Regions from separate parts of the Homo sapiens genome. Here region 2 is linked to region 1. A link is a loop called in an ENCODE intact Hi-C map of the cell type or tissue named here. Cell type or tissue: pancreas. All regions are shown on one strand. Each heading gives the region's core, and the rest is flanking DNA. Links, peaks and the distances in the headings are about the cores only. Region 1 has its middle 100 kb from the start of CPZ. Region 2 holds the start of HMX1 (H6 family homeobox 1).

What was found. A loop is a pair of places that touch in the nucleus more often than their neighbours do. Peaks named below come from ENCODE experiments on the same cell type or tissue, not always from the same donor. Only the 100,000 strongest peaks of a DNase experiment are listed, where the experiment ranks them.
Region 2: it touches region 1 in a loop (2.0-fold over the local background); 15 of 110 quality-filtered maps call a loop at or near these places.

Annotation. Positions count from the first base shown.
Region 1 is chr4:8,686,600-8,702,775 of GRCh38, forward strand. No RefSeq gene overlaps it. Among named protein-coding and RNA genes, the nearest start is that of CPZ, 100 kb to the left of the region's middle. RefSeq lists enhancers at 3,438-3,939, 8,161-8,817, 14,692-15,660. In pancreas, for the core only: no CTCF peak of the experiment used is centred there; no DNase peak of the experiment used is centred there.
Region 2 is chr4:8,871,574-8,884,082 of GRCh38, forward strand. HMX1 (H6 family homeobox 1) reads right to left here and starts at 266. Exons shown (of 2, transcript NM_018942.3): 1 at 1-266. The coding sequence starts at 41. In pancreas, for the core only: no CTCF peak of the experiment used is centred there; a DNase peak (open chromatin) is centred at 6,268; H3K27me3 peaks cover 890 bases.

The DNA of each region.
Region 1 (16,176 bases), core at 4,081-12,080:
GGATGTAGAGCCAGAAACATCTACATGTTGTTCATGTTTTTATCATGATGTATTTACCATGATTGTACAATCCTTTTTATTTTGAGATAATTGTTGATTCACATGCAGTGGTAACAAATGATTCAGAGAGATCTTATGTACCCTTCACCCAGCTCTCCCTATGGTAACATCTTGCATAGCTAGGAGGAGGCCAACCAGGAAATCAACATGCTAGGAGACAGTCCATCACCCTATTCCAATTCTCGGTTTTGCATGGCAGTGTGTGTGCGTGTGTGTGTGGTGTGTGTGTGTGTGGTGTGTGTGTGGAGGGTATGTGTGTATGTGGTGTGTGTAGTGTGTGGTGTGTGTGTGGTGTGTGTAGTGTGTGTGGTGTGTGTAGTGTGTGTGTGGTATGTGTGTGGTGTGTGTAGTGTGTGTGTGGTATGTGTGTGGTGTGTATAGTGTGTGTGGTGTGTGTGTGGTGTGTGGTGTGTGTGTGTGGGGTATGTGTGTGGTGTGTGTAGTGTGTGGTGTGTGTGTGGTGTGTGTGTGGTATGTGTAGCGTGTGTGTGGTATGTGTGTGGTGTGTGTAGTGTGTGTGTGTGGTGTGTGTGTGTGGTGTGTGTGTGGTGTGTGTGGGTGTGTGTGTATATTGTGTGTGGTGGGTGTAGTGTGTGTGGTGTGTGTGTGTAGTGTGTGTGGTTTGTATGTGGTGTGTGTGGGTGTGTGGGTAGTGTGTGTGTGGTGTGTGTGGTGTGTGTGGGGATGTGTGTGTGTAGTGTGTGTGGTGTGTGTGGTTTGGTGTGTGTGGTGTGTCTGCTTAATCTTGTGCAATTTTTTTCACATGTGTAGCTTCAAATGGCCACTGCCACAGTCAAGATACAGGGCACTGATTTTGAAAACAACCATTTGCAATAATTTGAGTATTTGTCACAAGAGAAATTGATATAAAAGATTCTGGTGCTTGCTGGGCGTGGTGGCTCACACCTGTAATCTCAGCATTTTGAGAAGCTGAGGCGGGTGGATCACCTGAGGTCACGAGCTCGAGACCAGCCTGACCAATATGGTGAAATCCCATCTCTACTAAAAATACAAAAATTAGCCAGGCATGGTTGGGGGCACCTGTAGTTCCAGCTACTCGGGAGGCTGAGACAGGAGAATTGCTTGAACCCAGGAGGCGGAGGTTGCAGTGAGCCAAGATCGTGCCACTGCACTCCAGCCTGGACGACAGAGCGAGACTCTGTCTCAAAAAACAAAAGATTCTGGTGCAGTAATTCAATTATGCCCACGTCCCGCTTCTTCTGTGGCTCCCGACGTAGCAGAGATTCTTGCACCCATTTTACTGAGGAAACAGGATCAGAGAGGTGATGCTGGGGGCCCAGGGCCACATCCGCTTTTGACTGGGGTGGGGGAAACGACAGAGTCCACCTCCTCCCACTGTGCTGTCTTTCCTGGGATGTGTGGGGCAGGGAGGATGACCCGCCAGCAGTGTGGGGAGACACAGGCCATCTCCAGCCGTCCCGCCCACCAGTGCGCTGTGTCTCTCCCGCCTCTGGATTGTAGAGTGTCTCTCTGCACAACACACTCACACGGAGGCACGGGGAAGGGCAGCAGCGAGAAAGAATTGCAGAGGAAGAGGCAGGGGTTTCTGCGGGAGCTGTTCTGGGCGTCGCTCCTGTATCGCCCAGGTCCTCCCGGACACTGCTGTCAATGGGTATTTGGTTCTTTCCCGTCCCTTCCCCGGAGGCCTGGCCTGCAGCTCCCCGCAAGGCCACTGCGTGGCGCCCTGTACCCCAGGCGGGACGGCCGGCGCCGAGCCCAGGATTCGTCCACGCCTCGCGCAGTGGAGCTTACGGGAGATGCGCGACCGTCATCCTTCCCTTCTGGTGACATCTTCCCAGGCCCTACTTTCAACACATTCTATAATTTCTCTAATTAAAAAAAAGATTAACAATGGAAAATCCCCTTAGGAAGAGATTATTAATGAAGAAATTGTGTTCACTTTCCCATTCCAACGATTGCATGAATGTTCGTGTGCTGTGTGGCCTCACGGGGAGGGTGCTGTTTATCTTTGAGGCACTGGGCCGGGGGCGGAACCCAGGGTCCATTCCTGCTCCCTTTACCACCAGCTGGGTGGCGCCGGGCAAGTCCCTCTCCCAGCTGTGCCCCTGGAGTGCACAGGCCCGTGCTCTGGTTCTCTGTGGAGACTCCCGGAAGGCAGTCTGAGACTAGGTGGAGGGTGCAGGCACCCGGCTCATCCCCAGAACAATGGCAAGACCAAACCCAACCAGTGACATTGGTAAGGAGAGAGCTCCTGTTGCTTTCTTCCAAGGAAGAGCTCGCAATCAAAGGCGGGGCTTGCTGTGCACGTGTGTGCAGAGAATGGAGGAGGCAGCAGAGGGCTGGATTCATTGAGCTCATGAGTCGTTGAAAGAAATTTAATTTTAAAAGACTAGTTCATTCCAAAACATTCGCTGAGGACCCGCTATGTGCTGGGCCAGGGGCCAGCGCTGGAGGCAGGATGACGAGACAGGCTCCTGCTCCCAAGGAGGTGTTCGTCACCTGTAGGGGACAGACAGAGGAATCTGGCGTGGCACCCCTGCTGGCAACCCCGAGGTGGAGGAAAGCATGGAGGGGTATGAGAGGCCCCGACCCATCCTCAGCAGGCCAGGGAGGCATCCTGGAGAGATCCGAATCTTAAAGGATGGCTGAGGGTAGAGAACCGAGTAGACAGGGAAGGAAGAAAGAGCATCGGCGAAGGCCGGACAGAGGCTTGCCAGGTGCAGGGAGCAAGTGCGTGCATTTGGGGTGGAGGGAGGGCCTGGCTGGAGAGGTGGGGGCTGACCGTGGGATGCCCTGTGCACCCTCAGCTCATGGGCTCTGGATCCATCTTGAACAGCTGTGCAACCACAGATTTAACCCTTAAACACTGTGAGCCTCAGTTTCCTTCTCTGTAAAATGGAGATGATAATCTCTCCCTATAGGGCTGGCATCTGGAGGGAATGTAAACTATGGAGTGCTGGGCATGGGGTCCGAGGAGGCACCAGCAGGGATGAGCCGCCTCCTGCTCTCTCCCTGCCCCAAATAATTGTCTGATCTCACCTGAATGGGGAGCAAGATGGTACTCTTCCTCTGACAGGCATGGCCCAGCCCACTTTCTCTCTGCCTGGCAGCTGTAGCTTGCTTTATGAATCAGACCTTCCATAGGGGTCATTCTCCTGACCCCTATCCTGCCCACCTGTGATCTTCCTGAGTCACCAGCAAAGGCCTCATAGCCACACAGGACCCTGGGGCCCACAGTCTCTGTCCCCGTTTGGAACACTGGAGCACGCGTGCCTGACCCGTCCCTTTGCACTGAGGGCACCAGTGCTCTCCTGCCCCGGGCCTGCTGGCTGCACAGGTGGAGTCTGGGGGTACGATGGGTCACAGAACCAGAAGGCAGGACACCTGGGGACACCAGGCAAACAGGTTCCCTTCTTGAATTGGGTGGGCCGGGGTGCCCACATCTGCAAAATTAAGTGGTTGGAAGAGGCCAAGTCTGCAACTCCGTGTTCTAGGTGTCAGTGTTTGTGTTCAGGGTCAGGTGACACAGACAGAGAGACAGACATTGAGAGAGAGAGGGAGAATGAGCCTAGATGTCAATGTTCTCAGGCCTGATTGAAAAAAAGAGTAGGAAGCAGGAAGACTTTGGGGTCAATACGCACTGTGAGGGGAGGGGCTGCTGGCCCCCGTGTCTGGAGCTCAACAGCTCCCAGTGCTCTTTCTGGTCTCGCCTTCCATGCATTCAGTAAGCGCTGTTGCACCCCTGCTGGGCGCTGAGCGTGTGCCGGGCACAAGGACGCTCTCGAGAACAGGGCAGTAGGTTCTGCCTGCGTGGAGCTTGCCTCCTATCACAGGACAAGGGATTTATGAAAACTGCAGCCGCTGTAGATATGACAGGAAGGGAGGGGATGATGGCAGGAGCCCAGCAGAGGAGTTGGGAGCTTGTGGGCCAGGCTGCAGGGCTGAAGGAGCAGGCAGGGTGCAAGCTGAGCAAGGACTTCTGGTCGCCCAGGGAGCCACCTGGGACCACGTGTTGCAGGCAGAAGCAGCAAAGGCCCTGGGGTGGGTGGTGCTGCATGTTCTGGGACATGCCACGGCCGTGTGGCTGCAGGTGCTCTTGGGGGGTTGAAGTTGGGTCGCAGGAAACTGGGGTTGGATCAGGCAGGGCTTTGGGCCAACATGTGACTTTTGGGTCTTTCTCCAAACTCAGGCATGGCAGGACCTTGAAGAGCAGGGATGTACTCACCTGGCATTTAGTGACCGTGTGACTGTATTGACACGGGAGGCTTCCGATGCCCTGCTGCAGGGCCTGGAGCTCACAGCTCTGCCACAGCATCTGGCCCAGGCAGGGAGGATGGCCCTGGAACTCAGGGCTGTCAGCAGAAAAGGACCAGGTGGGGGTCCGTTTTGGAACAAGCCCTGCCTTGGTGTAGAGGACAGATTGGAAGCTTTAGGAAAGCTCCATGTGCCCCTGAGGAACACGAGGTCTGCAATGGGTGCAGCACTGCGCCCGCATCCATGTGAAGAGCACGAGGTCTGCGATGGGTGCAGCACTGCTCCCGCATCCATGTGAAGAGCACGAGGTCTGCGATGGGTGCAGCACTGCTCCCGCATCCATGTGAAGATCACGAGGTCTGCGATGGGTGCAGCACTGCTCCCGCATCCACGTGAAGATCACCAGGTCTGCGATGGGTGCAGCACTGCGCCCGCATCCATGTGAAGATCACGAGGTCTGCGATGGGTGCAGCACTGCGCCCGCATCAGTAGGGTCGGGTTTATGAAGCAGCTGCTCAGCCCCTTCCTGTCCTGGTAAAGTGTCCTCTGCTCATTGCATCGGATTTTGACAGAGCTGTGCCCAGACACCCCCTACGGTTGAGGCTGGGCTGTGGCTCCTCTCAGTTCTGTGAATTCTTGCTCTTTATGTTTTGAAGCCGCACTGTGAAGTGCACAAATCGCCCTGTATCCTGGGTGGAGCGGCCTGGCAATCGCTGTGCACTGAGGTATGCTACCAAACCTTAAAGCCCCAAAGGTATCTGTCTGATACTAGTATAACCGCGCCAGCTTTAGGGGCTAGTGTTTGTGTGATGTATCTTTTTCTATACTCTAACGTTTTCTGGATCCTTATATTTAAAGTGAGGCAGGAGAATAGGGAATTGGGGTAGCCAAGGGCTGGGGCATAAGGAAAGGAATAGCAGGTGCAGCTGGTTCACGTAAGCCAGAGAATTGTAGGGGCAGCCGGTTCTAGACAGGACTAGGCGGCACCCAGGCCACATCCTCACTCCTGCAATAACAAGACAGAAGTTGCCAGCAGTCTCTGATGGACCACAGGCCAAGTCTCCACTTCAACCTCTGATTGGTAACAAGCCAGTCCTTCATAGGGTATAACCAGTTCGAAGCCTCTAAGGGGCACCTAGGGGTGTTGCCAAATTCTTTTGGCTTTATAAAAACCCTGGGGACCATCGCAGTAGAAGAGGCCCTTGAGCCACTTGCTCGAGCCCGTTTCCACTCTGTGAATTGTACTTTCACTTCTTCAGTAAATCTGCGCTTTCATTACTCTTTCTTTTGTTGCTTTGTCTTTTGTTGCTTTGTTCTCTTGTTGCTTTATTTGTGCGTTTTATTCAATTCTTTGTTCAACACACCGAGAACCTGGACAACTCATAGTCCAGAACTTCCATCTGGTAACAAAAGCGTGTCTTTTTTTCTTTTTTTTTTTTTTTTTTTTGAGACAGAGTCTCGCTCTATTACCCAGGCTGGAGTGCAATGGCATGATCTCAGCTCATTGCAATCTTCGCCTCCTGGGTTCAAGCAATTCTCCTGCCTCAGTCCCCTAAGTAGCTGGGATTACAGGCATGCCACCACGCCCGGCTAATTTTTGTGTTTTTAGTAGAGACGAGGTTTCACCATGTTGGCCAGGCTGGTCTTGAACTCCTGACCTCATGATCCGCCTGCCTTGGCCTCCCAAAGTGCTGGGATTACAGGTGTGAGCCACCAAACCCAGCCCAAAAGTGTGTCTCTTCAGGCGGTGTCTGTGTTTGAATATGGTCTGCTGATCCCTGTCTTTTGAGTATTAATCAATTCACATTTAATGTAATTATTGAGCTACTTATGTCTACCACCTTCACATTTGTTTTCTAACTGTCCAACCTGTTTTGTTCCTTTCCCCCCAACTTGTTTATTGCCTTCTTCTAGAGTCATTACTTTAGGTCAATTTCCCCGCCTCCCACGTATTAGTTATTTAACTCACTGGTTATCTTATGATTGGTATCGTTCTTGGTTTATCAAAGTCAAATACAAACAAGTGCTTTCACCCATTCCCAGTATGCTAGGATTTCAGAATGTGCCAACTCCATTTAACCTTTTCCAGCCTTTTGTGTTATTGTTATTCATCTGAATTTGGCATGTATTTTAAAAGTAACCATTGTCTGTGCAATCCATGTTGACTTAGATCCACCTGCACATTTGCCCTCTCTGTTGCTTTCACTCAATGCTTTTTTTTCTTTGTTTCTAACTGACGTTATCTCCCTTCTGTCTGAAGCCTCTCTTTATTGTTTTTTGTTTGTTCGTTTGTTTTTTCTTTTTTGTTTTTTCTGCAGGTCAACTCACAGCTGAGTCTCTCCAACCTGGTTCACTAGGAAATGTCTTCATGTTGCTTCATTTGTGAAGATCTTTTGCTGGGTATAGAATTCTGAGCTCACAAGGGGCTTTTTCTTCATCACTTTAAAGAAGACCTTGTTTTTGTTGAAGTCAACTGCCGTCTTTTGGTGGCCCCTTTTGTTGCCCGTGTGATATGCCTTCTGTTTGTTTGCTTGTTTGCTTGTTTGTTGGTTTGTTTGAGACGAGTCTCGCTCTGTCGCCCAGGCTGGAGTACAATGGCATGATCTTGGCTCATGGCAACTTGCACCTCCTGGGTTCAAGCAATTCTCCTGCCTTAGCCTCCCAAGTAGCTGGGATTGTAGGCACATGCCACCACGCCTGGCTAAACTTTGTATTTTTAGTAGAGACTGGGTTTTACCATGTTGGCCAGGCTGGTCTTGAACTCCTGACCTCATGATCCGCCCGCCTTGGCCTCCCAAAGTGCTAGGACTATAGGCGTGACATCACGACCGGCTGATATGCCTTCCTTCTGGAATGGAATGTGTCTGCATTTAACGTTTTCTCTGTCTTTTGTTATCAGCAGCTCCACTGCTAATGTGTGGCTTTCTTCGTGTCCTTCTTAAGGTTTTTTATGGTTCTTGAATTGGTAGCTTGATATGTTTTCTTCCATTTTGGGAAATTCCCCGCCATGATTTCTTCAAATCCTGTTTCTGTCCCCTCTTCTCTTCTGAGACCACAGTCCGTGTATGTTTCGCCCTCACATCCTGCCCCATGCTTTTATTATTTTTTTCTCTGCTCTGTGTTTTCCATTCTTTTTGCTCTCCTCATTTTAGCCTCACTATTTTCTTTTATTCTTAGTCCATTTATGTTGTTATTGCCTCAATATTTTCTACCCCCAGCGCCCACTCCATTATCATTTCCTGCTCTGCCCCACTGTGAGAACTGGTGAGTCCATTGATCAAGTCCTTCATTTCTGTTTTCAGACTTTTCAGTTCTGCCAATGCTGTTGACTGGTCTTTCTAGATTCTTCTTATCCCCCATCTTGTAGTGGGGACAGGAGCTACTGAAGGAGAAGTAGGACCCGGGGCCCAGATGGGAGTGTCAGGTGCCCTCGGGGGATGTGGAAGGGGACACGCGGGGCTGGTGACACCATGCAGGAAGTTTGGAGTGCCGGCAAAGGGGTGAGGCAGGCTGTCTCAGCCTCGATGAATTTGAGGGGCCAGTGGGACTCCCGGGTGGAAGAGCCCTGGAGGCAGCTGGAGCTGGCAGAATTCAGGAGGGAGGTGAAGTCTGGAGAGAAGGTGAGTTGGCCCCAGGTGAGCAGGAAGAGTGGGAGGAGCAGGGAGAGCAGGTGGAGGAAGGGAGAGTGAGGAGGAGCAGCCGGGGAGTGGGGGACCAGGACAAGGTGGTGCTTTGGGAAAGGGAGGGAGGAGAGCGTTTCCCAGCAGAAGTAGGAACTGACAGCGTGAACTGCCACAGAGGGCTCCCCTGAGATGAGGGCTCCCCTCCCCAGGACACGGAACAGGGTGGGCCAGGCCAGGAGCCAGGTTTGAAGTTGGCAGTGTTGTCACATGAAAAGGGAGTGGCCAGGGGATGGGGATGCCCCGTAAACAAGAGAGCAGACCTGGGCTGCCCGTGGGGACCCTGAGCCAAGGCTACCCGGACAAGGACCCGAGCATAGCCGGCAACATCACAGAGCACTTGCCAACAGCTCCTATGGATGCCGGTCCTCCAGGGCCCCTCCTGGCCCGGGAATCTGCCCTCTGAGCTGCAGGAACAGCCCCAGGACCCTGGAAGGGAGAGGGCAGTGGAGGCGGGTCACACCTGGTCAGGTTTCAAGGGCCAACTGCAAAAGGGCCCTGAGGCTGGGTGGAGGAGCCACAGCCCAGGAAGGCTGCAGGCAGGAAAGGGGTGAGAAGCCCCTTCCTGAGAGTGGCATTGGCCTCTGGTTGTGAAGTGGTCCAGGGCCAAGGGAAGGTTTTCCCTGGGTGGGGGCAGCACAGGCATCTGTGGTCCCATGGCTCCCCCCGGCCTTTCACCTGCCTCCGTGGGACACCGGGAAGGTGATTTGCTCCTGCCTGGCTGTGGTTTCTCTTCTCCAAAAATTGGTGAAGGCAAATAACATCCACTTAGTCTGCCTCGTGAGATGCCAAATGCAGGAGTCTCCACCTCTGCTAAGGGCTGTGCTCACGTGTGAAGAGTTGCTGCCGCCTGTGTGCAAAGAGTACAAGAGTTACGGAGACATCAAGGACGGCCACTCCCAGAGGAAGGAGGGTGCATGTGTTCAGCTTTCTTCCCCTCCACACACCACACACCACGTGTACAGGCATGTGTGTATGCACATAGCACAGACCATGCACACATTCACTTATACACTCATACGCACAGGTACACACATACATTTGCACACAGACCTATACCTGTGCACATGCACACATTGACACATACATACACCCGCACCTGCACACTCAGGAAAGTCTCCTTTCTTTGCAGACACCCTGGCCCTGTCGCTGGTCCCTGGCAGCCCGGGCCTCTTACCCAGTCCTCTTCTCCACTCTTAATGCAAACACTTTCAAAATGAAGGAAAGGAGATATTTTTTTCTAAACACTTAAAATCCAATTTTAAAAAATCAATGGTCCACTTAATCAGCTGCAGCCCTGGGGCGGGCAGGGCAGGCGGGGGAGCACTTGTGTTTCGTCCTGTGCATCTCAGGCTCTGTGGCTTCCTCCTAAGGCAGAACCACAAGCTTGGGTTCCTCCTGACACTGCCCTCCAATGGAGGTAGCAGGGGTTAACTGGCCTCCCCGAAGTCACAGGCCTTCTCCCTATTCCCTCTTATCGGGTGGATGACTCCAACATCCCCAGATCTGCTTCCCCAGGGAGCCCAGGTCAAGTACCTCCTCCACCAGGAAGTCCTCTTGGACTGTTCCAGGCAAGTCCCCTCCCTTGCACTCCTGGCCAAGTGCTCCTTCCTGTCCCAGGATGACCACACATCCCCATGCTCTCAGGGCAGGACTGGTGGCCTGCAGCTGCCCCAGCCTATGTGTTAACAGCGTCCCCATTAGGATGACAGATCCAATGGACACTCTGCTTCCCCACACTGCCACTTCCTCCTTCACTCTCCCAGGATGTGGTCACCATCGGTGCTGGGCCAGGCTCTGTGCTGGTCTCTGGGCCATGGGGAGGAACAAGACAGTTGTAGGAGACACTCAGGTCTGTGGACGATGGCTCTCACTGGCTGGAGCATCTGCAGCAGCCGCAGGTCCTGGGCCTGGAGTGGGAGGCTTTGCAGGAGGCCACCAGGAGGGACCCCGGTCTGCCCTTCCATGAGGCCTGCCCACCCCTCAGCCCATGCACCTCCCTGGCCCAGAAGCTCGCTCCCCAACCAGCCCCATGTCCTTGGCATTGAGCAGGAGTTTGGCTCTGCCCCTTCCCAGCTGTGGGGCTTTCAGCAAGTCACTGTCACCTCTCTGGGCCTCAGCCTCTCCAGCTGGAAAGTGGAACGGATAGCAGTGTCCTCTTTGAAGTACACAAGTCAATGGCTTTAGTATACAGCAGTCCCCCTTACCCACAGTTTTGCTTTCTGAGGTTTCACTTACCCGTGGTCAACCTTAGTCCTAAAATATTAAATGGAAAATTCCCAAAATAAACAATTCACGTGTCTTAAGTTGCATGCCATTCCGTGCCATGTGATGAAACCCCATTCTGTTCTGCCCAGGACATCCTCCCTTTGTCCAGCATCTCCATGCTGTACATGCTACTTTGCCCAGCCATCATCTAGTAGCCACCTCAGTTACCAGATTGAAATCACAGTGTACGTAGGCTTCAGTGCCATTCAAAGCTTCCACTGGGGGTCTTGGAATGCATCCCCCATGAATAAGGATAACACCACTATATTCACAAATACCCGCCACCATCACTGCAGTCCATTTTAGAACATTTTCATCACCTCGAAAGGAACCCCCCACCCCTGAGCTATCACCTCCCCACCCTCCCCTGCCCCAGTCTGAAGCAACCGCTCATCTACTTTCTGTCCTGCAGACCCCCTGTTCTGTTCCTATCATATACATGGACCCATATAGCATGTGGTCTTTTGTGACGGCCCCTTTCCCTTTCCATGATGTCGTGAGCTGCGCCCGTGCTGGAGCAGGCATCAGTGCTGCCCTCCTCTTGGGGTCAAATAGTCTTCCTGTCTGCACAGACAACAATTTATGTATCCATTCACTGGATGATGGACATTTGGGACATTTCACTTCTTGGCTATTATGGATGTTGTTATGAACATTCAAGTACAAGTTTTGGTATGGAAGTTGTTTTAACTTTGCTTGGGTGCATGCTCAGAGCGGAATTGCTGGGTCATAGGGCAACTTTATGCTTTCCTAAGTGGCAGCACCTGTTCTCTTGTACAAAAACAAAAGTTTTGCAAGTAAGAAAGCAGTGCTCTTAGGAGAATCGCTTGAACCTAGGAGGCAGAGGATGCAGTGAGCTGAGATCACATGCCATGGCACTCTAGCCTGGGCAACAGGAACAAAACTCCATCTCAAAAAAAGAAAAAAGAAAGAGAAAAGGAAAAGAAAGCAGTGCTCGAGGACCTTGGCCTTGTACACAGCGGGTAGGAGAGGTTGGCAATTTGTTCCAGTCCTTCCTGCTTCTCCTGCTCCTGGGTCCCCACCACTGCCCTGGCCTCTGTGAGGCACTTGCCACGGAGCAGGACCAGCTGCTCCCCACCCCACCTCTCCACTCTCAGGCCCGACTGCCTTCAAGGTACCTCCATCCCATGGCTGGAAGGGCCTTAGAGATGCACTGGACACTGCTCTGGGGACCCAGGGAGATGAAGTGGCTTGTCCAGGGCCATGCAGCAAGTTAGTGACAGGCCCGGGACACGGAGCCACATCCCTGTGCGTGTCTGGATCCTTCCCGGGTCCATCTGTCCACACTGGCCTCTCTGCACCCCACAGACTGGCTCCTCCTCAGACAGCCTCTGCTCCAGAGGGTGGAGATGGCGTTTCCTGCCCCTGTCTCCCCTTTGGGGCCAGTTTGGAGTCAGGCCCCTGGATATTCCATACTTGCTGGTCTTCTGGAAGCAGAAACAAGCCTGCAGGGACCCTTCTGTCTCTTCCAGCCTGAAAGCATTGCTGGGTGCGAGAAGGGCACCCACATTGGTCTCCTCAGACTAGTGCCTGGGGAGCATCTCAGACGCCTCTTCTTAGATGCCCCGACTGGCCATGTACCAGGCAGCGCTCAGGGACAGCGTGTGCGGGATCGGGGTGAGGGAGAGGCTGGGCTGAGGCGCATGTCGGGGGGCAGGATGGTGGAAAGACCAGGAGGCAGAGGAGGGCAGGGGAGCGCGGCCTTGGCTGCAGGCCTGCTGAGGCGGATGGGGGATCAGTGGCCCTGGACTCAGTTTCCACTCTGGTCAGGAGGGTTGTGGCCATTGGTTAATCCTCCTCTGTCACTCTCCACATTCCCCCTTCTTCCGGTGCCCCTGCCTGTCCCTCCTGGCTCAGGGCTACTGCCCTGCTCTGAGGACGCAGATCTGACCGCCACCCTCCAGCCACACCAGCAGCTCCCCTGCCAGGGGGGACTGGAAACGCCATTCACACCCCATGTGGGTCCCCGGTTCTCAGACACGTGGAAAGAGGCTGAGGTGGCCTGCATGCCTGCCCCCTGGGGTCCTTGCACCCAGCCTGCATCCCCACCCCGTGCTCCATAGGGGTCTGGTTTCAAGGCGGATCCAAGCTCACCTCAGGGCCTTGGCACATGCTCTGGGCTGCCCATAGCATACTCCCACACTGGTGTCTGGCTCCCCCTGAACCCACTTCCCCTTGGCAGGCTTTGTGACCCCCAGCCCTGGATCAGAGCCCAGGAATGTTCATTTCTCAGCCGCCCCCTTCTAGATCAGGCCCAGCAGGGCCCCTTCCTGCTGACCCCCAGTGAGGGCACCTTTTCATCCGTGAGGCCAGAGGTGGGTCTGCCCTAGCACCAGGATCCCTGGGGCCTGGCACAGAGTCCAGGCAGAGTGTCTAGCACAGAGTGGGCACTCAGAAGAGGGCTGCTGGATGAATAGACGGAGAAAGAAGAGGAGGGAAGAGTGTCAGAGGTGCAGATGGCTTGGAAATTCATTGAGCTGCCCAAAGGGGAGGTCTCCCTCCAGGCAGTTGTGCGGCAAGATAAAGGCAGCAAAGCTCTGGCCTGAGGAGCCCCCAGCCCAGCAGAGGATTCTATGACTCAGGAGGCCCCAACACAGCCTGGGACCAGGGCACTGACCCTCGAAGAACCAGCAGATGTCTCTCAGGCAAGGAAGGTCCAGGCACGGGGAACAGCAGGTACGAAGGCCCGGCACCACTGTGTGTGGGCATCAGTGCAGACCAGCCGGCACGAGCTGAGTGGGTCCCCCTCACGCAGGGATGGCCTCACGCGGGCAGCTGAGCCTCGGCCCTGAGGAGAGGGTTTACACCAGACAGTGGCAAGCGATACATGTCCAGGGTTCTCGTGTCCCCGGGTGTAGCTTCACCAGTGTGCTGCTGCCCAGAAATGGAAGGGAGGGCCGGCCAAAGGCAGGGCAGGGGGCTGCAAAGGGCGCCACTTCAGGGGTCTGTGAACCTGCCAGAGAGGTTTTTAGGCTGGGTGCGCGCTCTGTCATCGTAAGGGGTGGGGTCAGTTTCCATCAGATTCTCAGAGGCATCCTGACCCAGGGAAGGCACAGGCGTCACCCACTGCCAGGCAGCCAACCCCTCGCTGAGCAGCAGCGACCCACAGACCTGCCGCTGGGACCCCGTCTCCCTCCCTCCTCACTGTTTGAAGCTGCCGGGCCTAAGCCCCTCTTTGGCTTTTCTCCATCCTGAGTCTGGTTGGCATTCCCAGCCTTCCCACCCTGAGAACCCTCACAGCTGAACTTTGCTAGAGCTGAACTCAAAGTCACTTCAAGGTAGTTTTGATTTTTTTTTTTATTAAAAAAAAAAAAGGAAAAAACCAAGGGTGGGTTATTGGGGGGAAGAACCCGAGCGGGCACTTTGCAATTATCCTTTGAAATTAGAATATTCAGCAGATGTTTCTATTTTCACCCAGTCCTGCTCTCTTTCCAACCCAGCGAAATTAGTTCCAAAGTCATTATTCACCTAATCACAGTAATAGTTTAACATCCGATCTGCCCTCTGTCCAGCCGGGGAGGAGAAGCGGCCAAAGCTCTATTTTGGCACTTCCTTCCCACTGATCCCTTAATTAACTGGCATCTGTTCTAATACAAGTTAAATATTGCAGTTGACTTTATTTTCTCTCTCCCGGTCCTCCAGGTCCCGGGACAGGGTAGATAAAGTGAAACACATTTGCTTCCCCGGGCGGGAGGAAGGGACATGGAGCTGCCTCTCTGGAAATGCGGCCCATCAATCATAAACTGATTACAAATTCGTCACCTTGAATCAATTTCTGTTCACAAGTTCAAAAGGCACCCTGAGCTCGGGGCTATCTGGAACATTCTACATGTGGAGAGGATTAACATTTGGTCGAATGCCTCCTTCTGAGAAGGAGCCCAGTTCGGCGCTCGGGAGGGGGAGGCAGGTTCGAGACACGGATCGCATTAACCCCACAAAGCCGGCGTTCACTGCGGCTCCTACCCAGCCACCCCCTCCCTGGTGGGGGCATTGGCGCTGCCGGGAGGGGTCCTGGCACCTCTTTGTGGACCTAACTGGGGGTGGGGAGGAGAGGAAGAGGCAGAAATTATCTTGTCCGATGGCGTCAAAGCACATTGCAGCATAAATTCTTCTATACGGAATTTTCCTTAAAATGATTATCCTGAAAGAGGCAACTCGTGTGAGTGTGTGTGTGTGTGTGTGTGTGTGAGACAGAGAGAGACAGGGAGAGAGAGAGAACGAGAAAGAGCGAGAAAGCGTTGCCACATGAGCATTAGGGAAGGGCCACTTCCCTGCCGACTTCCAAGTTTGCCCCCGAGTCCCTAAGAGATGCCCTCAGACTTCCTGCCCCCACTCCAGAACCTCAAGAGGAGGCATGTTTTGGGGGAACGTCTTGAGGTTTGGTCAGAGAAGTTCGCTTGTGAAGCAGCCGGGCCTCTGGACCGCCTCCCTCGACTTTGAGGGGATGGGGTGGAGATGAAGTGAGGTGGCGAGGGAGGGGGAGACACCCCACTTTAGCAGCCCCCCTCTTGACTTCAGGTCAGACACGGCTTTAAAGAACATCACCACACTCTTCTTAGAAACAAAAGTCCCCTCCCTCCTCCCTCTCTCCTCACCCAAGTGGGGTCCCAGGCATGGGGAGCACCCAGCACCTGCCCCTTCTGCGCATGGGGGTCCAGTGACTCTGGCAGCTCCATTCAGGTCTGGGGAGGGAAAACAGGAGGAGCTGGGTGCAGACGCCCTTCAGAGGTGGGGGCCAGGTGCAGCCCCCCAGCTCTCCCACCCCCTGCAGGTGTGGCCTGGGCAGCTCTGACATGCTCTCAGCTTCTGGAGGCAAGAAGTCTCTCCTGGGAGGTGGCTGAGCACTTAGAGACACCCCTGCAAAGTGCCCGCGGCACGGTGGTCATTGCCCAGGGTTGGAGGTCAGAGGTCGGAGGTCAGAGGTCACTGCAGTGGACTCAGTGCAGCGCTGTGGCACCGCCCAGCAGCACAGCCCCAGGACACATGAGCGATCCCTCACAAACCTTCCAGGGGCACCCACTGCCCCGAGGGAGCCCGATGCTGGCCTGGGAGTGGCCAGGGAGGAGCCGCTGCCTCTGAGTTTTGGTTCATTTTCACCTCTGCTGGTGCATTTGTTCTGTCCTCTTTTGGATGAGCGTGAAGAAAAAGTTTCTGGAGTTAAATCCACGTCTGCAAAAACACTGAAATCTTGCACTGTCGTCCAGCCTGGGCTCTGCCACGCCCAGCTCCGTGGGGACCATGAGCAGGCCCCATGCTAGACCTGGGTTGGAGAAGCCCTGCTCTCACTCCGGGTCCTTATTGCTCAGACGTGAAAACTGAGGCCCAGGAAGGAGGGCTCTCAAGATCCCTCGGGCTCATTCCTTGAGCGAGGGAGACAAGAGCTGGCCCCTGACCTCCAGCCAAGCCCTTTTCCTCCTGTCCCCTGCCTGTGGCTGCTGAATTGACAGCAGGCTTCTTGCCTTCTGTATCCCAGATCTCCTCGTCGGATGTAGGGATGTTCAACACAGCCAGTCTTCCCATTTAACTCCAAGCACAGCCAGGCAATTTCAGGAGCTAGAGCCCAGTGCTGGGGTCTTGGTCCCAGCTCAGGTGAAAGAGGAGAGGGCAGGATGAATGGACAGGTGGGGACCCCAGGAGGTGGGAAGGGGCTGTACAGAAAGGGAAGGTGGAAAGAGGTGGCCAGGGACTGGGAGGAGGCTTTCTTCCTCTGAGAGCGAGACAAGTGTGGGTGAACCCAGGTAGGGCGTCTGGACGGGAAGTGTTTTCTGGTTAAGACTTGCCTGCCAAATTTCCTCACCAGACATCTGCTCTGCTCATCCCCAGAACACACAGTGTCCAACAGACACAGGTGCTGGGAGAGGGTGTGCTGGGCCCACCATGGAAGCCCTGGCATGGGCCACACCAGAGAAGC
Region 2 (12,509 bases), core at 3,041-11,040, 180 kb after region 1:
GCCGGCGTGGCGCGCCCGGGCTCCGTCAGCTCGTCAGGCATCGCGGCCGCGGGCTTCTCGGGCTCGGCCGGGCTCCTCGGTCCCCGCTGGGGATGGTGGCGCGCGGCTCCCGGGCGCACGCGCGGGCCGGCCCTGGAGCTGCTACCCGGACCGCTGGCGTCGGGCCCCGCAGGGCAGGCGGCGGCCTCCGCGCCGGGCTGGGCTGGGCCGGGCCGGGAGCGAGTGCGCGCCGACAGCTGATCGGGCAGCCGCCTGGCTCGCCTTTCAGGTCGCCGTTCTGGTCGCCGCCGGGGCGGCCTCACTGGGGGCGGGGAGGGGGAGGGGCCAGCAGGGGCGGGGGGTCGCGGGCTGGGCCGGGAGGGCGGCCCGCTGAGCCCCGAGGACGCTGCGCCGGCCCCGAGCGCGGCCGCTGCCGGGAGACGCTGCCCAGACCTGAGCGCGCGGGCAGCGGCGCAGCCGAGGGCGGGCGGCCCCGGGCGCAGGCGGGGGGTCGCGCCGGGTCCGATCCCGCGTGATCAGTTCCCCCGTCCCGCGCCACCCGCTCCGTGGGGGCGGGGCCTGGGCTGAGCGGCCACCCATTGGCTGTGGGGCCCCGATGAGGAACGGGCTGGCCAATCACCGTCCGGCCAGAGCCGTAATTACCCCGCTGCGAGGAGGGTGTTGGACCGACCGTGAGTAACTGTGTGTGTGCGCGCGCGTGGTGTGTGCACGAGTGTGCGTTTGAATGGCTGTGTGTGTGTGGAGGGCGGCGTGGAGACCCCGGGGCTCCCAAGAAACTGCAAGAGGCTGGGCCACATTTTTTTATTTAAGACTTTGTGTGTAATTTAAAAATGGGAACACTGCCAAAACAGGACTGCGAAATGTGGCATATCTTAATATTTGCACTTAAGGAAAGATGCTTTCAATGCCAACTGTAGTTCGGTAGAACTCTTCAGTTCCCGGGCTCGGTACCAGTATGTAAGGAAGTGCAACCACAGGGCTCCGCTGGCAGCCCGCTCGATGTTACCAAGCAGGTCTTCACCGCGCCAGCACCCCCACCGCCCGCTCCAGGGGAAGCCAGGGCCTTAGAAGGGGGTGGGAGCTTTTGGCCCAGCCTCTGCCCTGGGCGAAGGTCTTGGGGGCAGGCCCCTTCCCTCGTTGTGCCTCCGTTTCTTCGCTCTAAAGGGGTGGGGAGGTCCTCCCATATCTGCAGCGGGAAGTTCGGGAACATAACGCACCCTGGAGCTGTCTCCGTTCCGGCGTCGACTTCAGACTTACCTACATTAGGTCACTGCGCGGACGCGCGGGTTAAGCCGGCTTCACCCGATGCGAGTTATTTCGCAGAGATACATCCATCCTCCCAGGGCCAGCCCCGGGCCCCTCTCCACCCGAGTACCGCCCGCGTTCCCGGAGGTGACCGCAGGCCTGGGGCTTCCGCTTTGTTTAATTCTTCCAAAAAAGCACGGTGGAGGGAGCATCGCCCCCATTTTTCAGCGGAGAAAACTGACGGGAGAAGAGAGAAGAGACTCCCCCAGAGGGTAGGTGGCTCCGGCAAGCCTGGAATTCCTTCACTGATGCCCCGGAGTCCGGCTGGTTGGCAGGGCGGTGGGGCTCCAGGAGCGGCTGAGGCCTAGCCAGCTGGGCCCTCGCGGCCTGGGTTCGCAGAGACAAAATGGTGCGCCTCTTGGGAGCGTGTCCTGGGTGCGCTTTCTGGCGGCTGCCAGGAAGGACCTCTAGTGCTCAGTGGCTGCCGCGATCTCGAGTGGGAGGACTTTTCCAGGGACTCTAGGACAAGATGCTCAGCCCATCTCCTTTTCCCCGGCATCCTAGCCCAAGAGGGGCAAAAATAATCAATGACAGGGACTCCCCGGGTTGTTTAGCCTGGAGGCAGCCCACAGATGGGGGCTCCTCCCTCCATGTTGTTGATGAGGCCACTAAGCCAAAGTGGAGAGAGTTGGGATCTTAGGGAGGAGCTGAGGTCTCCCAAGCCCTGCTCCCTGGGATGTCCAGGGTCAGAGAGACTCCAAGGAGCAGAGGTACCCCAGCCAGAGGGGGCTGGGCCAAGGAAATTGGGACAGAGCGCCCGATTCGATTAGTTTGGAGCGCTAGCCTTGGGGCAGACACCGTCTACACTAGGGCGCTTTTGACAGATAAGGAAACTGAGGCCAGAGAGGGGCCAGATAAAAAGACAATGTCTGTGGGGAGAAGTGTTTTTCTGATAGCCGTCCAGTTCACACAGGCTCCCCTGGGTCTGTCTGTGAGAGGCGCCTGGACACTCCTGCCCCGTCCAGCCACGCGCCTGCCCAGGTTGGTGGCATTTCCATTTCTCCCTCAGGCCTGGCGGGCTTCCTCTGAGTCTGAGTTCTAATTCCCTCCGCTCTAGGGTTGTGTGGCCCTGGAGGAGGCGTCTTGTGTCTCTGATCCTATAACTGCGGACGATACGCGTCCCTGACGGTGCCAGGTTGTTGGGAGTAGAGGCTGGCCACCACCAGGCGGGTGGTGGCCCTGAGCGCATAACGCTCGCGGGTGTCTTCCCACTGCCTCTGGGGGGCGCGCATGAGAGGGGCGCTTCCACACACTGCCGCGTGGGGCCTGGGATGGGAGCGAAGAGGGGCGGTGGATCCGAAGCGAGGACCGTGCACCCTTTTCCTCTGGGCGCCCGCTGTCTGGGGGTTGCGGAGAGAGCGGGCGCCAGCTGGGCAGAGGCTGGCGCGTCCACACTCTGAGTCTCCCACGCCGGGTCCCAGAGACTTTCCAGCGACAACTGCAGCGGCGAAGCCTGGTCGGCGAGGCGTAGGTGTGGGCAATTGGGCAGATTGTTGACGCTAAAGCGCAGGGTCAGACCAGGACGCGCGAACTGACCGGACTGGTGCTCGCCCAGGCCACTGCCTCTGTGCTCGGTGCTGGTGGCGGAGCCGGCCAGGATCGAAGTCCTGCGTCCAGGTGAGTGGCGACGCCCAGTTTGGAGACAGAATTGCCGGCGGAGGCGCAAGCGGGAATCGCTACCTTCGCGGCGTGGCGCATTTCGATGCGCCCCAGGTCAGAGAGGCTCGCAGTTCACGGCCCAAGAACAGTCTCGGGCAGGGCAGGGGGAGGTCGGGATGCGTGCTCCTCGCGCTCGGAGGCTGACCCCGCAAAGCCGTCACCTTCAGTCGGGGTTTCTTGCCCTCCCAGGAGCACGGTTCAAGATTTCTGATCACTGTTGGACACGTCCGAATTCTGGGACTGAAGGACTCCCCCATCCAAAAAAAGCAAAACGTCTCAAAGTGAATGAGTTGTCACCTTCCTGTCTCCCCATCCCTGTGAGGGCACACACACACACACACACACATCCCCAACCCACAGCCATCCTTCCATGCAGGCAGGGCGCCACCAAGCCCACCACCTCCCTGTCCACTTTAGTCCCTAGGCCTCCCTCCCCTCCTGCGCCTGCCGTGCATCCTCTCCCTTGTATCCTGACCCACCTTGGAACTTCCAGCAAACGCCCTCCAGGGAACCCAGTGCCCTTCTCAACTGGACAGGGAGGTGCCTGACAGGGCCTAAGCCCTCCTCACCGGTGTCCCCAGTGCCTCGCTGGATGCTAGCAGCCAGATGAGTGAGTGGGAAGAATCCACAGAGCATAGATCTGGGGAGGCAAACCACAGCCGCTGGCGTATGTTTGGTTTCCTTTTAATCAACTTTTTTCTTTTGGAAGTTTTAGAGAATGTCCATTTTAAGTTTTCTATTTTCTTGCTTGTTTCATCCCTCATCCCAGTCTTACCCGTCCTGACGTCACCTGTGCGGCCCCACGTACCTGCTCTTGTGTCTTAATTTATAGAAACAGTATGACATTTCACACCTCCACTACTTGTCATTTTGAAAGTATATGTTTGAAGTCAATGACATGCTGGCCAATGCAGCAGTGCTCATTTCCTCTTTATGCTCTCTGCACAGCTCAGCACTCACATGTGCCACGGTTCCGTTTCTATCACGTGTTTCCCCAAACCTTCGTAGTGTGGAACAGCCGTGGATCTGATGCTCACTCCAAGTCAGGGATGGCTTCTCTCCAATTCCTGAAATCTGGGTCTCCTCTGGAAGACTCAAAGCCGGGGGCCGGGGTGGTGGACTCTTCTCAAAGCCCATTTGATCTTTTATCCAAAAGCTGATGCTGGCTGTGCACTCAGGGACCCTTGCTTGGGGCCTCCCTATGTGACCTGGGCCTCCTCACAGCACGGGTTCCCAGGACAAGTGGAGGAGGCCGGAGACCGAGGGAGAGAGAAAGAGAGAGAGTGAGAAGAAAGAGAACCCTCTGCTATACTTATTGATTGGAGCAGTCACAGCTCTCATCAAGGTTCAAGGGAAGGGACATGGACCCAGCTCTCAGTAGGAAGAATGTGGAAGTCACATTGTCAGACTGAACAATGAGAAATACCGTTGCGGTCATTCATTCAGCCCAGGTGCCACAGGGCAGCTTATTCCCCTGGTGGGAGATCTATCTGTAGGCTGCTTCCTATCTGTAGGCTGACTCTCCGCTTTTGCAAATAACATTGGAATGAACAGACCAGTCCATCTTCCTGTAAGAGCCTGAGTTTTTCTGGGGATGAATGCCCGAGAATGGGAATCCTGGGGCGATGGATCTATACAGACTCACCTTCGTGAAGCACTTCAGAATCATCCTCCACAAGAGCTGTATCTATTTCTGTTTCCTCACATCTTCGCCAGCACTTGGTCTCATCTGACTTTTATACATGTGACGCTGTGACAGGTATGAAGGGAAACCTGGCATTTAGGGTGATAGGTCTCTGCTTGCTGAGAGGGTGCAGAGCTGAGCATGTTAGGAAGCTAGAGGGTTGGGTTTATATGAGACAGCTGCTGGGAAGGAGGGAAAAATGATGAATTGGGGTCTGGTTATGAAGACCCCTGCATGCCGAGCTGAAGAATACGGTTCGGTTCTTAATTTGCAAAGCAATGGGGAGCCACTGAAGGTTGTTGAGCTGGGGAGGCAGGGTTAAAGCTGGACCCTAGGAAGAGTCATCTGAACACCACCCATATGCAGGGTGGACAGGAGATGAGGAGGTGCAAGTGGAGGTTCTCAGCATGGCCCAGGGATGAGCAATAATGCCCCCTGAAGGCAGGGGCAAGCCGAGGCCCATCTCCACTGTCTGTGGGGCCAGACACAGTGTCGGTGGGTGTGGAGGGAGGGGGCCCCAGGCAACTGTTGGCTGTTGAACCTGGCTGTGTCTTATTTTCTCCCTTTAGCCCCTCACGCTCAGGCCTGGGGAGCAGTACAGTCTCGAGACATTCTCGTTGTCTTAGTCTGATCCCCACGTCGCAGCCAGCAGGAAATGTCCTTGCAGCTGTGGAGATGTGGATCGGAACTAGGGCACCTCACTCCAGCTCAGCCGCTGGCCCACTAAGGTGTGAGCAAGTCACTGCCCTTGAGGGACCTTGATGTACCCCGCTGTTGAGGGGAACAGCAGGAACGCCCACCCCTGGGCTGGGATATGGGGAGTGCAGATCACCGCATACACAAGCCTTCCGCATACACTGAAAGACACCAAATGCTTTGAAAAAGATCAAAATGTTCAAAACCTACTGTGGCTGCCTTCTGGGGGTCTAGCCATTCCTTCCTTGTGAAAGTCTCTCTTTAGAAACTGGAAAGAGAAGAATTTTCATAAACTACCACGCCCAAAGGCTGGTGGACCAGAGGGGAGAGAGGAGAGGAGTGGGGAGAGGAGAGGAGAGGGGAGAGGAGAGGGAGAAGAAAGGGGGAGAAGGAAGTGAAAAGAGAGGGAAGGACTGGGCCTGAGGAGGAGGAGATGGGAGGAGGAAGGAAGAGGGGGTGGAAGGGAAGAAGGAGTGGGAGGAGAAATGGAGGGGGAAGGAGAGAGGAGGAAGAAGAAGGAGAAAAGAGGAGGTAGGAAGAAGGGGAGGAATATGGAGGGAGAGAGGGAAGGGAAGGGGAAGTGTGCAGGAGGGATGGGGAGAAGCGGAGGGGAGGCATGGAGAGGAGGGGAGGGATGGAAGGAGGGGGAGGGGAAAGATGTTGACCTCGGCATTCCTGGTTGCACAGGTCTTGCAGCAATGGGGTTCAGCCCTCTCCCTGCCTGGGCTCACTCATTGTCCCGGGGAGCTGAGGCAGTCATGGGTGCCATTCTCCCAGGGAAGGCCCACCCGGGATACAGCCTCATGTGCGCGTCCCCCAAGCCTGGCTCCCTGCAGGCTGGAGACTGCCCTGGAGCCTGGAACCGCCGGGGCCAGCTGAGAAGCCGCCTCCGCCGCTGGAGTCCCTGGGAAGGGTCCCCTCCACCTGCCCACAGCCAGCCTGGGAGGCAGACGCGCCAACGTCTGGCCCCTCAGCAGGGACAGCGGCTCCAACAAAGCCACCCCCGGGAGGGGACGCTGTGCCCATGGGGCTGCTCCTCCCCCAACCCCAGGGCCTGGCCCCAGCACCTGCCCTGTGCCAGGGCCACCGAGCTGGGCTCCCTTGCCCTCCATTCAATGCAGGATTTCCCTCTTAACTTTCTTTCGATTTTGAAAACTTTCAAACATAGGCAACAATGAAAAGAACTGGGCAGAGAACACCGCCTGCCCCCCTCACCCAGGACCCCATTGTCCCCCGCCCCTCCCCGCTGATTTCATAGTGTGTGGCAGGCCCCAGCACACCTGCAGGTAGACTGGCTTTGGAGAACCTCTCTTCTCAGAGCCCATTACAAAGGCAGAAATTTGTGAGTTTGGGTCCCAGCTCTGCCATGGAAGCAGCAGGAAGACAGCGCTATTCATCGTCCTGAGCACCGCTTCTTCCTGTGGAAATTGACATAATGAGGCCCCGTGGGAGTGGCTGCAGTGGCTGGGGGGAGACAGTGACGGTGCACACCCAACTCGGGACCTCTGTCCCCAGGAAACCGCCTGGAGGATGGATGCTCTGGTGATGACTTTCAGAAGTGTGATGCCAAAATCAGGCACTGGAGGTAGACTGGCCTTGCACTCAGCCACAGCCCGCTGGACGCCAGCCTCTCCCGGTCTCCATGAAGATACGTGAAGCTGTGGTCACTTTAAGGCTCCGGGTGTGGGAATATCTGGTTTTAATATCAAGAGCACCTCGAGGTGGGTAGGTTTTGGTTTCCACAATGGAGCACAGATTTGTGCTCTGAGTTCCCCAAATCACGGGGGACCTGCAGCCGTCTCAGGCTGCCGGTGACCTTGATTAGAAGTGACTTGGGGCTGGAGGAACAAGTCTGGAACACAGGGCTAGGGCAGCCACGGTGGAGAGAGCCTTTTCCCAAGGAGCCAGAGGGAAGTTTCTGGAAACCACAGCCGGCCAGCACAGGAACCCCACCCGTCTAGACGCTTGGCCCTGTTGGTCTTAGAATGGATGCCGTGACCCAACGGGACTTCCTTGCAGCGGGGGAGCACATGCTCATGCTCGGGGTGCTGGGGAAATGTTTGGCCCAGGCATCCCTGGTTAAGTCTGGAGGAAAATTCCAGGCTTAGCAATCCTTTCCGTAGGAGGGTCTTGGGAGGGCTGCAGGAGGTGGGCAGGGAACAAGCCCCCCACCCAACATCGGAGGCGGGCAGAAGTCAGAAGCTTCAACAGGTTTGGCAGCCACTTTCCACCTGAGCCTGGCTGTAGACTCCGTGCTGGGCTCCTCGTGGATGCTCAGAAAACCCCACAAGGACTTGTGGGGCCTGATGATGTCCCCCATTCACCCCCCTCCCCCGCCCCAGCTTATTCCCTGCGCAGGATTTGTAATTTCAAACAATGGAAACACCCTTCATGTGGATCAGAAGCTGTGACGCACACAGGCGTTCATCGTCACACTGGTGCGTTATGCAGCTGGGAGAAAGAATGGGGTGCACTTGTTATGCGGCCACCCCGAGGACCCATTGAGGTAATCAGACAAGTAGAGGACAGGAAGTGAGTAAAGGGTGGGGGGTTAATGTCCATTGGTACCTACGTCAACATAAGAACCATGTGTCGACGTATGCATTGACGGTTGATGATGTGTGCCTCTATCATGGGTTGAATTGTGTCCTAAAATTCACATGTTGAAGTCCTAACCCCCAGAACCTCAGAAGGTGACGTTATTTGGAAATAGGGTGGTTGCGGATGTAATTAGTTCAGATGAGGTCATGCTGGAGATGGGTGGGCTCTGATCCAACATGACTGGTGTTCTTATAACAAGGGAAAACGTGGACACAGACACGCACCCAGGGAGATGCCGTGGGAAGGTGGAGGCGGAGGTGGGGACAGTGCTGCCACAGCCAGGGACCCACCAGAGGCTGCAGAAAGGCCTGGGCCTCATCTTTCCCTAGAGCCTCAGAGAGAGCCTGGCTCTGCCCACAGCCTGATGTTGGCTTCCAGAACCGTGAGAGAATACAGTCCTGTGGCTCTAAGGCACCCAGCATTCCTTGGCTCCTGCAGCCCCCGGACAAGGTTATCTGTGGGCAGGGATGAGAGAACCTCGCTGGAGCAGAACCGGGTGCTGGAAACAGAGGTGGGACGACCTCTGCCTCTCTGCGCTGTTCAGAACTTCATGGTTTCAGTTTTGTACCAAGTGCAAGTATTAATTTTTTAAAATGTCTGCTGCCCTTCTTGAAAAAAAAAATGGAATGGAAACACTGAAAAGTCACCAAAGAGATAACTTAGAGGTGGTCAGGGGTGTCTGGCCCTTAGTAGAGGCTGACAGAAGCTTGGGGTACGAAGAGGCTGCCCAGCTGTGGAAGGAGAGTAAAGGATGTGGAAGAGGTGTGGGGGTCCTGAAAGACTGGGAGGGCCCTCCAGGTTCACATGTGCAGGTGTGTGGGGGCGGAGCAGGGCAGCAGTTTCACATGCCATGGACCCACCGATGTGAAAATGAGGGAGAGTCAGAGCGTAGCCATGGAGGCCCTGGGGTCACCCCCTTACCTACTGGAGGAGGCAGGAAGGGTGGGCTCTGCGCCCAGACCCACCAAGTCTGCTCTGCCACCCTGAGCCTCCACTTGGCCTCTCCGAGCCTCAATTTCTTCATCTGATAAAGGAATGAACACATACCAACACCAGCAAAAAACACAGTTCATACAGCACCTTGACTCGGGCACCCCCCACAGCCCCACAAGCCGAGGTGGGGCACAGGTCGCTGGCGCAGCCCATCTGAACCCAACGTGCGTAAACCTGGCCCATGCCTCACGGTGCCCAGGCTGCCCCTTTGGGCCCTCAGTGTCTCTGCCTTTACCTCAACCTTCTTTTTCCACAACAAAAATGGCTTTTTATAGTATATAAATACATGCTGAACACAGAGAACTGGACAGATCCTCCACGATGCGGAGATAACAGGCCGTCTGTAAGCGCACCACTCTGAGACTCCCGTCAGCATTCTGGGATGGTCTCACCTGGCATCTCTTTAGGCAGACAAAGGCCGAAACACACACGCACACCCCACACTCACCGACGCCCACAGACCCATCCCTCCACACCCCCACACAGTCACATAAACACACACCATCCACACCTGCACCCACACAGCCCCACCCTCACACACACCCACGCCCCCGTCCACACAGAAACACACCCACACACATCCATCCAGGTCCACACAGGCCCATGCACACAGACACAATCTACAAACCTATTCACACAGACCCACACCCCTGCCTTAACACACACATATGAAAACACGTGCCTGTCCACACCCACACAACCCCTTATGCACACCTCTCCCCATAAACTCCTCACACAGTCCCCTGTCTACACTGACACACACCCCTGTATACACACCTCACCCTGTAAACGCCTCACACATCCCCCTACACACACACACACACACACACACACACACACACACACAGACACACACCCCACGGGTCCGTATAGGTGCCCACACAGCCCTACCCCCTTGACATGCCCCCACAGCCATACATCCTGCCATGTCACCCAGATGGATACCAGGTCCCGTTCCCGCCCATGGGGTCACAGGCTCTGTGTGGCCCATCAGGAACCCACCCATTCCCATCCCATCCCCCTCCAAATCCTGCATCGCCAGCTCGATGTCTTTACACATCGCTCTGCCTCTCGATGCTCAGTGAATCCTGCAGAGACGCAGAGCAACGCAAGCACGTGTGGCTGCAATGTACAAGCAGTAGGGTTTCGGGCTCACCGTTTTCTGTGTGTTCTATCCATGACACACATTCTTCTGCCTGTTTCTTTCCCATCCAGTGGGCCCTGAAAACCCCTCTCTGTCTTCTGGTTTAGCCTCCACTCCCTGTTTAGTGGCTGCACTCATTTCCATGGTGGTGGTGGTGGGGCGTTTCTGCATCTCCCCATTCACGGGATTCACTCTGTCTCCAGTGCTGGTGACAGCAGATAACCCTGCAGCCGTGTGGGCCTGTGAAGAAACCTGCCGCTGCCTCCTTAGGTGCTGGTGGGGCTGTTTCTACCAGAGAGATTCCTGGGTGTAGTACTGATGGGCCTAATGGGCTGGGTGTGTGTAGTCACTGATGTTACTCCAATTTTCCAGATTGCTTTTCCAAAAGACTGACCCCCCTGGGCCTTCCACCAGCGCCATAGAGGACGCCTCTCCCAAATCCTCTGCCTATAGGTAGCACAGCTCCTTCTTAAGGCTTTGCCAGACTGAGGAGTGTAAGTAGTGGCTACTCTCTGGGGTGTAAATTGGTCTTTACTCAAAGTCAGGGGACTGGTGAGTTGCAGTGAATATGTCACTGGCACCCACCCTTCTGGAGCCTGGTGTGGGTGGGTGGGTAACTCAGGATGGGAGGGGAGGCCTGCATCTGCAGCGGGTGCGGCGGGGAGGGCGGGGAGGCGGGGAGGGCAGGGAGGGCGCTGCTGAGAGTCAAACTGGACTCCTCCTCCTGCCCGCCCCCTCCTCCCTACCCCCTAGGCTCCTCTAAGCACCACACCATCTGCCGCACCCCCTGCTGGCTGCCGAGATTGTCATCAGACAGAGGACAGAGATGACATCTGTGTGCACCCCAGCTCAGGGCTCTGCGCACAGTAGGTGCTGGCGTTTGAGTGGGCAGAGGCAGCCGGCCCCCTCTCATGCCAGTGGCCTGTGGAGACCGTTACCTCCTCACTGCCAAGAGCTGGTCGTCCCAAACCAGTGAGCTTTTCAGCGGGTCCCACAGTGGGTGAAATGTTTGCCGGCTGGAGGGGTGAACTTAGGTCACATCATCGCCCACCCATCTATCATCATCTACAGGAATCTTTGCTCCTCCAGAGCTGCTGGAAGGCAGAGGCTTGGCCTGGGGAAGACTGGAAATGGAATCGTCTTCATCCTGTGGCACCCTCCCGCTGAGCCATTTCTCATTACAGGGCCTTGCAGAGCGTATCTGTTCTGGCGTCTGCAGGACAAGTTTGATAACTGAAGTGTGAGAAGGATTTTGAAGGAGACAAGGCAAGAATGAAACTTTCTCTCCCTGCCCCACTCAAACTCTCTTATGGCTGTGTGTAGGCAGGGTGGAGGAGAAGCACCCTCCCCACCAACATTCCTGATGGAGGGACCCCCAGACCTCAGGCGGAGAGTGGAGGCCCCTGAGACCTCAGGCAGAGAGTGGAGGCCCCCCAGACCTCAGGCAGAGAGTGGAGAGGGTCCCTCAGACCTCAGGCAGAGAGTGGAGGCCCCCAGACCTCAGGCAGAGAGTGGAGGCCCCCAGGCCTCAGACAGAGAGTGGAGGCCCCCAGACCTCAGGCAGAGAGTGGAGGCCCCCAGACCTCAGACAGAGAGTGGAGGTCCGCAGACCTCAGGCGGAGAGTGGAGGCCCCTCAGACCTCAGGCAGAGAGTGGAGGCCCCTGAGACCTCAGGCAGAGAGTGGAGGCCCCTCAGACCTCAGGCAGCAAGTCCTGCTGGGTGGCTCTGTAGCCGCAGCCTGGGCTCCGAGGTTGCTACGACGCTGAGTTTTGTCTGTGAAACACCAAAGACCAATCCACATACACCTGGCCTTAGTCCACCTGTACCCGTAGAGTTCCACAAACCTGGTGGCATAAAACAACAGAAATGTATTCTCTCCCAGTCTGGCGGCCACAAGTCCAAAGTCAGTAATGCCGGGTTGAAATGAGGAGTCAGCAGGGCTGCACTCCACGGGAGGCCCTCGGGGGGGGCTCCTTCTTGCCCCTTCCAGCCCCTGGTGGCTCTGGGCGTTCCTTGGCTTGTGGCCACATGGCTCCAAACTGTTTCTGCCTTCATGCGGCCTTCTCTGTGTGTCTGTGGCCAGGTCTCCCTGCCTCCCACTCATTAAGTATATACATGATTGCATTTAGGGCCTACCTGGATACTCCCTGCTCATCTCAAAATCCTTACCTAATCTCATTATCAAACACCCTTTCCTGCAAAAGGCAACATTTACAGGTTCTAGGTTTAGCACCTGATATCTTCGGGAAATAGTGCTGAGGTTTGAATGTTTGTGTCCCTCCCAAATTCATGTTGAAACTTAATTCCTAGTGCAAGAATATGACAAGCTAGGGCCTTGGGGAGGTAAGAAGTGCCCTTATAAAAGGGCTTGAGGGGGCGAGTTCACTTTTTTTTTGTCCTTCTGCCATGTGAGGACGCTGCAAGAA